2 separate regions of the Homo sapiens genome follow, and region 1 is linked to region 2. A link is a contact called in ENCODE Hi-C or POLR2A ChIA-PET data. All regions are on one chromosome and are shown on one strand. The core of a region is the stretch at or near the end of the contact, and the rest is flanking DNA. Distances in the headings are between cores, read along the strand shown.

Region 1 (4,573 bases), core at 1,379-3,878, 260 kb after region 2:
CCCCGCCTCCAAATTTTTGGGGAAGCTGATTTAGTAATAAAACTCGGCCGGGCGCGGTGGCTCATGCCTGTAATCTCAGCACCTTGGAGGCCAAGACAGGCAGATCATGAGGTCAGGAGATCGAGACCATCCTGGCTAACACAGTGAAACTCCATCTCTACTAAAAATACGAAAAATTAGCTGGGTGTTGTGGCGGGCGCTTGTAGTCCCAGCTACTCGGGAGGCTGAGGCAGGAGAATGGCGTGAACCCGGGAGGCGGAGCTTGCAGTGAGCCAAGGTTGCACCACTGCACACCAGCCTGGGAGACAGAGCGAGACTCCATCTCAAACAACAATAATAATAACAGTAAAACTCCAGTCTCCACTTTAGCTGGCTCTACATGTGTAAAACTTTCTCTATTGCAACCCTCCTGCCCTGATAAATCAGCTCTATCCGGGTAGTGGATAAAATGAACCCATTGGGCAGTTACATCAGTAACCATGTGTCACTCTACAGTGGGTTTGTTTTTTTTGCCACAGGGTCTCGCTCTGTTCAGGCTGGTATCACAGCTCACTGCAACCTCCACTTCCTGGGCTCAAGTGATCCTCCCACCTCAGCCTCCCGAGTAGCTGGGACTACAGGCACGCGCCACCAGGCCCAGCTAATTTTTGTATTTTTGTAGAGATGGGGTTTCACCATGTTGGCCAGGCTGGTGGTGTGACCTCAAGCGATCTGCCCGCCTCAGCTTCCCAAAGTGCTGGGATTACAGGTGTGAGCCACCGCGCCCGGCCAGGGTTTGTCTATATATCCTTATATAGATATGTTACTTGTAAAATGAGTTGCAATGTCTTGAGGAATTGCTACAGCAAATAAATAGATAAGCTGCTAAAGTGTATACGTATTTTATTAAGAAATGTCCACATAGGCCAGGCGCGGTGGCTCACACCTGTAATCCTAGCACTTTGGAAGGCCGAGACAGGCGGATCACATGAGGTCAGGAGTTCGAGACCAGCCTGACCAACACAGTGAAACCCGTCTCTACTAAAAACACAAAAGTTAGCCGGGCGTGGTGGTGTGCGCCTGTAAGCCCAGCTACTCAGGAGGCTGAGGCAGAAGAACCGCTTGAACCCGGGAGGCGGAGGTTGAAGTGAGCCGAGATCGCGCCACTGCACTCCAGCCTGGGTGACAGGACCAGACTACATCTCAAAAAAAAAAAAAAAAAAAAGAAATGTCTGCATAAATTCAAAGACGAAAAATGGGGGAAGAAATGCAGGACTGCCTTAAGGATGAAACCAAAAGAGAAGATGGAGAGAACATCTGGCTGGGTTTAGGTCGTGGTTCTGCCATGTGGCTTCCCTACTTTCTTTTAGGCAACAGATTCAATGGGCACCTGTTATAGGCCAAGCATTATCGCGGGGCCTGGGGATCCAAGATTAATTAGTAAACAGACGCTGGACAATATAGTCTGGAGAAAAACCCAAGTTACCTGCTGCTTACTTTGGGCAGGCCCTTTGGCTTTCTGTAAAACAGGAATAACCACCCCTACCTTGGAAAGCTGCTATTAGGATGAAGTGAAATATAATCTTCAAGATCACAGCATGTGGCATTATGCAAAATCCAGGGTGCCCCCTTCACCACCAGACTCACTCTCAAGTCACTTCACAAGTACTAGATACAAAAAAGACAGGTCTCTACGCTCGATCTACAGGAGAAGCCAGGTTTGCTAACAATTACAAAATAGCGTACCACGTGTAAAAGTCCAGTTAACAGAATGCGGGGGAGTTCAGAGGCCACCTAGTATGTTGGTGTGGCCAGGAGAAGGGGGAGTTGGAAGGCGGCATCTGCTTCCCAGGGGTGATGCCCCCCGCAGCTGGCTCCTTTCAGCCTTGTAGGAATTCCCTGGGCCCAGTGCCCCAGGGGGCGTCACTAGGAACTGCTCGGCCCCGAGAGGGGTTCCTTCTCCAGGGCTACTCCAAGGCCCCATCCCGCCCCGCCCGGGCAGCCCCCGCTGACCTTGAGCGAGGCCAGGTGGGCGATGTCGGGGCTGAGTTCTCGGAGGCAGTTGTCAGCAGCCGCCAGTTCACTGAGCAGGGGCAGCGCGCCGGGGCGAAAGAGCTCGGCGGGAAAGGAGTCTAGGCAATTGCCGGTGAGGTTGAGGCTCTGCAGGCGCGGGGCGCAGCGCGCCAGGTCGGCTGGCAGCTCGCGCAGCCGGTTGCCGCTGAGGTTGAGGCTCTGCAGCTGCGGAAGGCCCGGCGGCTCGGCGGGGCCCAGGCCTTGGCCCGGCGGCAGCGCCTCCAGCGCGTTGCCCGACAGGTCGAGCACCCGAAGGGCAGGCAGCGGCCCGAGCTCGGGGCTCAGGCCGGGCCCCAGCGCGTTGCGCCGCAGCACGAGGCTGTGCAGCTGCGGCAGGCCCTGCGCCAGGCCAGGCCCCGGCGCGCGCAAGCTCCCGCAGCCGCTCACTTCCAAGTAGTGCAGCAGCGGCAGGGTGAAAAGCCGCGGCGGCAGCTGCCCACCCGCCGCCCGCACTCGCTCCTCCAGCCCGGGCCCCGTCAGCAGCAGCTCCCGCCGCCGCTCGCGCTCAGCCAGCTCCAGCTCCGGCCAAGACTCTGACACCGCTGCCGCCGCCATGGCGCCTCAGCTGCTGGCAGGCACCCACCCACCAGGGTGCTTCCGGGGCAGCGCGCGCCACTTCCGACCTGTGCCGGAAAAGCCCATAGAGAAGCCACCTGGCTGCTAGAGTGCCGCCGCGCGTGCCATAGAGGAGAGTGGCCTCTCCTGCGTAGAGCCGGGGAGGGGCTGGAGAGCGGCTCGCTCTCTCCGCGGGTAGGGGTGAGGGTGGGGGTTATGAACCCAAAAATATCTGAGACAGGACTCAATGAAATGTAAAAAGTTTATTTTGCCAAGGTTAAGGACACGCCAGTGTCACAACCCTAGGAGATCGTGACGATGGTGCCCAGGGAAGTTGGGATGCAGCTTGGTTTTGTACATTTTGGGGAGACGTGAGACATCAATCAACACGTGCGAGTGTACCTTGGTTCAGCCCAGAAAGGCTGGACAATTCCAGGAGAGGGCTTTCAGGTCACAGGTAGAGAAGAGACCGGAGGGTGCATTCTTTTGAGTCTTTGTTCAGCCTTTCGCTGACTGCACAATTTATTATGCATGTGAGACGCGGGTAGAGGAATAGTCGCTTATGCTTTAGTCTGGCTTACTGAATCTTCATTTCTACGTAAACAGTAGAGCAAAGGAAGCGATCAGATATGCATTTGTCTAGGTGAGCAGAGGGATGGCTTTGAGTTCAGTCCTTTGTCTCGCACCTGTGAAGGGAAGCTATCAATTTGCATTGCCAGGGTGAAATTCAACAGAACTGTTTTAGGGTAAAGATCTTGAGGCCCACAGAGAATTTCTTTGTGGGCAAATTGTGAGGGAGGTGTGTAGCTTTAAAAATATGTATTTGTAACTATCTTATTTAGGAATAAGACGGGAGGCCGATTTGCCCGAAGCAGTTCCCAGCTTGACTTTTTCCTTTGACTTAGTGATTGTGGGGTTTTGAGATTTATTTTCCTTTCACAGGGTGGGGTGCGGGCGGATGGAGGAGCCAGAGTCTGTGCTCTACTGTGCCCCGACCGGCTTGTTTTGGAATTCCTGCACTTTTGAGTGGTGTAAACCAAAACCAAAATTCTTTTTTTTTTCTTGAGACGGAGTCTCGCTCTGTCACCCAGGCTGGAGTGCAGTGATGCTATCTTGGTTCACTGCAACCTCCGCCTCCTGGGTTCAAGCAATTCTCCTGCCTCAGCCTCCCGCTGGAACTACAGGTGCATGCCACCGTGGCCGGTTAATTTTTATATTAACCGTGTTAATATAATTTTTATATTAACCGGTTTTCGCCATGTTGGCCAGGCTGGTCTCGAACACCTGACCTCAGGTGATCTGCTCGCCTCAGCCCCCCAAAGTGCTGGGCTCACAGGCACAAGCCACCGCACCCAGCCCCCAAATTCTTATTTATTTATTTATTTATTTATTGAGACAGAGTCTTGCTCTGTTACCCAGGCTGGAGTGCAGTGGTTCCAGCTCGGCTCATTGCAGCCTCAACTTCCCTGGCTCCAGTGATCCTCCCACCTCAGCCCCTGAGTAGCTGGTACCACAGGCATGTGCCACCACGCCTGGCTAATTTTTGTATTTTTTGTAGAGCTGGGGTTTTGCCATGTTGCCTAGGCTGGTCTCAAACCCATGAACTCAAGCAATCCACCTGCCTCAACCTCCCAAATTGCTAGGATTACAGGTGTGAGTCACCAAACCTGGCCAAAAAATAAAATTCTAGAGGCTGGGCACGGTGGCTCATGCCTGTAATCCCAGCACTTTGGAAGGCCGAGGCGGGCGGATCACCAGGTCAGGAGATCGAGACCATCCTGGTGAACACGGTGAAACCCCGTCTCTACTAAAAATACAAAAAAAATTAGCCGGGCTTGGTGGCAGGCGCCTGTAGTCCCAGCTACTCGGGAGGCTGAGGCAGGAGAATGGCAAGAACCCAGAGGGCGGAGCTTGCAGTGAGCGGAGATTGCGCCACTGCACTCCAGCCTGGGCGACAGAGTGAGAC
Region 2 (4,587 bases), core at 1,209-3,708:
GACATTTAAAAGCAAGTGTGAGATTCTTGGTCCTCTCATCCCACCCCTGCCCTGGGCACACGCATTGGTAAGGGGACCTGGCCTGGGGTCTGGATGGGATGATGGGGTGGGCCATGGACACTGGAAGGTAAGGGCGTGTCCCCCGCAAAAGTGCTGGTCCATGCACAGGTGGAGACCATCCCAGCTAATGCAGGGAGAGGGTGGAGATGGGTGGCCTGGGAGGGGCTGGGACCAGGCTTGGAGTGGGGGAAAGGAGCCACCCAGAGCAGCAAGGGGCACAGGGCTGCAAGGACAGGGCAGTGGTCAGTGTGCACCTGCTGGCCCCCACTGCAGACAGCATGGCCCAGAAGGTACTAGAAGGAGGCCACTCTCAAGCTTCTCTTTAATCTGCCTTCGTGGGCTCAAGGCTCCTAAGCCCCAAAGCCATCCCATGCCACCCCGCCCCTGCAAGTGGCACGTGGATCTGCCTGGCGGTTTCCAACCGTTGACCTCCAGAGCCCAGCCCAGAGCAGGAGGTCCATTTGTGGTCTGGGGTCTCACACAGTCCAAGCTGCCTCCCTGCGGAGACAGAGCAGACCGGCCTCCCCAGCGTTCCTCGCACCCCTTCTCCCACTGTCGCCACCACAGAGCTTCTATCAGGAGCAGGGGGGGCCCCCACCCGGCCTCAGAGCACACAGGGCCTGGCAGGGGCCTCCCCGAACCATTCCAATGTCAGCCTCATGGTAAACCCATTACCCTGTCTCCACTCCTCGCCCAAGCCAAAGGAAGGAAAATTGAAACCACCGCTGTTTCCGCGAGCCCAGCTGCCATTCCTGACTGCAGCTGTCCCTGGCTGGGGCCAGGCAGAAACAGGGGGGAGCCCCCTTCTCTTGTACACACCAGCCCCCAGGTGAGCCCACGATGGAGTGGTCCTGTCTCCTGGCTCTGAGGGAGGCATCAGACTCCCAGAGCAGCCCCCGAGAGCCTGAGGCCTGGTCTGTCCCCGTGAGGCTCTGCTGCCGGCCAGCAGAGCATGTGCCTGTGTGTGTGTGTGTGTGTGTGTGTGTGTGTGTGTGTGTGTGTGTGTGTCCGCGCTGTCTGTGGGTTCTCTGTTACCAGGCTCTTTCCCACCCAGCTGTGCGAGGCCCGGGGGCACCTGAGCCCTCGAGGGCTGACACAGCACCCGCTGGGGATGTAGCCCCCAGGCAAGGCCAGCCCCACGCCCCGGGGCCCAGACTCTTGCTGGGACATCAGAGCTGCCAGGGGAGCGGAGAATGCAGACAGGCAAGAGGATGCCCCAGGTCTCACACTGTACTCAGAGGAGTGATCCGGGAGGCTTCCTGGAGGAGGTGGCACTCAGCTGGCCTTTGGACATGACATTTTCAGGGACATGAACAGGCCTCAGTGGGGTCAAGAGCCCAGTAGGATCCCAGGGGGTGAGGGGTAGAGGATCAGGGAAAGGCCTGGGCCGAATCCAGTGATCAAGGGTGCCCTGGGGAAGAGATGGGGCGTGGTGGGGAGGCGGCCCAGGGCACCGGGTCTAAGGTGCAGTGTCACTACAGACCCAAGGCCCAGAGATGAGCAGGGGCCAGGGACACAGGCAGCAGCGGCCTCCCATCAGGAGGCTGGCCCCCGGACAGAAAGGCCAGGCAGGGCCAGCAGAGATGCATGGGGGAGGGGCCGGGGTGGCTGTGGGAGATAAAAGTAGAGGGAACACGACGGGAGAGGGGGAGGCTCAGGGGGCTCAGCGGGTCTCTCCTTCCTAGGAACACGGCCCCACCTGCACACGCCTGGCTCAGCACCTCGGCCCTGCCAGGAGGGAATGGTGGGTTCCACTCTTAGGAGGCACAGGGGGAACGTGACTTGGCCCGGGTCATGCAGGAGGCACCTGCCCTCCCGAGGCATCCGCAGTTCTGAGAGTTCACAGCCCCTGACTCTGGGGCACAATCGCCCCAACCTCCTCATGAGTAGCCCCTGGGAAACCAAGCTGGGGCCACTGGGGCTTCCGGGAGGACTGGAGAAAAGTGGCTACCTGGGCGCCTCGGTTTCCCCAGCCCAGGAGGCCCTTGGCTTGGTGACAGAAGCTTCTAGGACAAGGGCAAGGCCTTGCCTGAAGCATCCACTGGTCACCTTCCCAGGCCCAGGCTTATCTTCCCAACAGATGGCTCCCGGGCCAGGCCAGGGTCCCAGGGTGCGCTGAGCTTTGCCATGTGAAGGTGTCCACTGAGCCTCCCCAAGCTCCAAGTCTGAGGACTGCAGCCTGCGAGAGTTACGCAGGCCCCCGGGGTCGCACCTGTCCAGCATCGAGGCTGGGATCCAAACCCAGGCCTTCTGGGCTGCTGCCTAAACCCACCAGCCCTTCAGCCCTCCGTGTTTATCTGGAGCACGGCCACAGATGCCTGCAGGCTGCCCAGCTCGGGGTGTCCTCCAGGAAACTGCCCCAGCGTCCTGGTTCTAGGCAGTCAGAGAAAGCCTCTTGTCTTTCTGTTGCTGGGCTGGCTCTCACCGCTGACGCTGAAGGCTATTATTTTCCCGGCTTGGCCTTAACTGAGAACGTGCCTGCCAGGGTGTGCTCATTAGAGTCGGAAATGAAAGCTTTTCACTCGCAGCGCCTCGGACGGAGCAGGCCTCTGACCACAGACGCCCTGTCGGAAATGCTGCCATCCTGCCTGGAAGGAACACACCTTGCAGCCGGGTTTCCCGCTGCACTGGGAAGACAGCCAGCTGAAGAATGTTGGCCTGGGGAGGCCCAGATTCAGCCACCCACAGGAACGTGGCCCCAGCTTTGCAACCGGAAGGCCCAGGTTCAGGCCTGGGCTCCAGGGCCCATGGGCGAGGGATGCTGAGGCCTCACCACACCTCCATCTCTTTCCCTGCGAGGGCAGCCTTCCCCACAGCTGTGTTTGCTTGTTCACTCCTGCTGCTCCTACAGGACGCCTTAGTCTGGGTAATTTACAAACCCCTGGATGTATGTCTTACAGCTCCAGAGGCTGGGAAGTCCAAGATCCAGGCACGGCAGACCAGCCCTCTGGATCCTCCAGGGCAGCTTCTCAGGGCAGCTTCACAGGGCAGAAAGGGAACCACTCCCTCCGATCTTTTCTGGGGCAGTCATCCCATTCCCCACGGCAGAGCCTTCCTGGCCTCCTCACTGCCTACGAGGCCCCACCTCTTCACACCATCACACTGGGGAGTCCACTCGAACGCAGGAATTTTGCAGGGACACCGACATTCAGGTCGCGGCACCAGATGTTTGTGGAATACCCACTAAGGGCTGGGCGCTTCTGGCATGGGGACTGGGAATGAGTAAGAAGCCTCTTCCACATCCAGAGAAGCCACCAGCTAGAAAGGGGAGATGGCATCCTGGGGCCAAACAGTCAGCAGCCCAGGTGTCAGGGCGGGGTGGGGCCAGGCGCAGGCTGGGGCCCTGGACTTCAAAGGGCTCTGGGCACCTGTCCCCTCTGCCACCCTCCAGCTCTGACTCCGCAAATGCTCCTGCGCCCTCTGGGCCTCTTGCTCCATTCTCTAAATCCCCCATGGCACTGCCCCGTGGGGGGCCTCAGCACTGAGCGTCACAGAGCGGGGCTGCCGCCCAGGCTTGGCATGGAGTGTGGGTCGCACAGGGCTTGCGGAGGCTTTCGGCCACCATGACCACTCTTCCGGTTCAGCAAGAGCACATCGTCCCAGGAAGCAACAAAGTCCTGGAAGCATTAAAGCCTCCCCAGGAGACTCCCGTGGAAATGCCGTTCTCCTGGGTGGAGGCCCTGCCATGGGTGGGACAAAGTGTTGCTCCCACAGGAAGGTCAGAGAAAAAGCTCCAGCACCAAGGGGCTCATGGAGTGCAGGCGGACATGCGGGCACCTGGCCTGGGTGCCAGGACCAGGGTCCAAATCAGGCCCCCTTGCCCACTCGTTTCTCCCGTGCCTGGGCTCCGCGGGAGAGGCACAGCTGGCCCGAGGGGGGCAGCCGGTCAGCGCCCAGGCTTCCTAGCCCGCAGCCCTCGGTCACTTCCCACATGCCTTCCTCTCCCTGGGGACAGTGGGAACCTGGCAGTGCCCTCAGGCAGCAGGCAAGGGTGTGAAAGGCCGAGCCCACAGTGGCAGCAGAGAGTGGGCGGGGATGGGTGGGAAGGGCAGAGCGACAGACTCCCGGGCACAGGGGCTCCCTGGGGGCACCGTGGGGGGAGTCTCTGGTGGTCCCTGCTACCCTGAGCTCACCCCCTTACAGCAGGTCCCTTTGCTCTTGAGAAGGGTGGCATCCCACAGAGCCCACCCGCGTCCCACAGACACTCCGATGAAAACCCAGCTCCACCCTGGAAGCCCCCGCGGCCAAGTAGCAGCTGAGAGCCGGGTCCGGCACCGAGAAGGAAGAGCTGCCACTTCCACCAGAGAAGGCGCCTGCTTCCGCCCAGACCCGGCCTGGCCGCCTCCCCCAACCCCCGGCTGCCCCGTTTCCCGTGATCCGTCCTTATCTCCTGGAAGGAGGGGTCAGCCGGGGTGGGAGCAGCACAGTGTCGGGGCTGAATCCAGCCCCAGTGTGGGAAGGCAGCCCTCGGGCCTGGATGGGTGGGGTCCACCCGGCCCTGGAGGCCAAAGGCAGCACTGCTTCCTC

Evidence for each region. A loop is a pair of places that touch in the nucleus more often than their neighbours do. ChIA-PET counts read pairs that join two places held with the same protein, here RNA polymerase II (POLR2A). Pooled maps may share reads with other maps.
Region 1: a loop to region 2 is called in a map of mesothelial cell of epicardium, with 20 times the contacts of the local background. The contact joins the promoter of LRRC47 here to the enhancer-like site in region 2. A Hi-C loop is called at or near these places in 2 of 168 maps with a recorded cell type or tissue (mesothelial cell of epicardium and naive thymus-derived CD4-positive, alpha-beta T cell) and 5 of 50 pooled maps. POLR2A ChIA-PET finds 5 or more read pairs at or near these places in 2 of 52 experiments (CD4-positive, alpha-beta T cell and H1).

What each region holds. Positions count from the first base shown.
Region 1 is chr1:3,793,870-3,798,442 of GRCh38, forward strand. LRRC47 (leucine rich repeat containing 47) reads right to left here and starts at 2,629. Exons shown (of 7, transcript NM_020710.3): 1 at 1,993-2,629. The coding sequence starts at 2,607. RefSeq lists enhancers at 1-175, 2,516-2,810 and a silencer at 2,191-2,400.
Region 2 is chr1:3,537,678-3,542,264 of GRCh38, forward strand. All of the region lies in intron 4 of MEGF6 (multiple EGF like domains 6), which reads right to left. Among named protein-coding and RNA genes, the nearest start is that of MIR551A, 21 kb to the right of the region's middle. Within about 2 kb of position 2,459, at least 14 of the 41 ENCODE cell types and tissues checked have a DNase peak (open chromatin) inside an H3K27ac peak, as active enhancers do.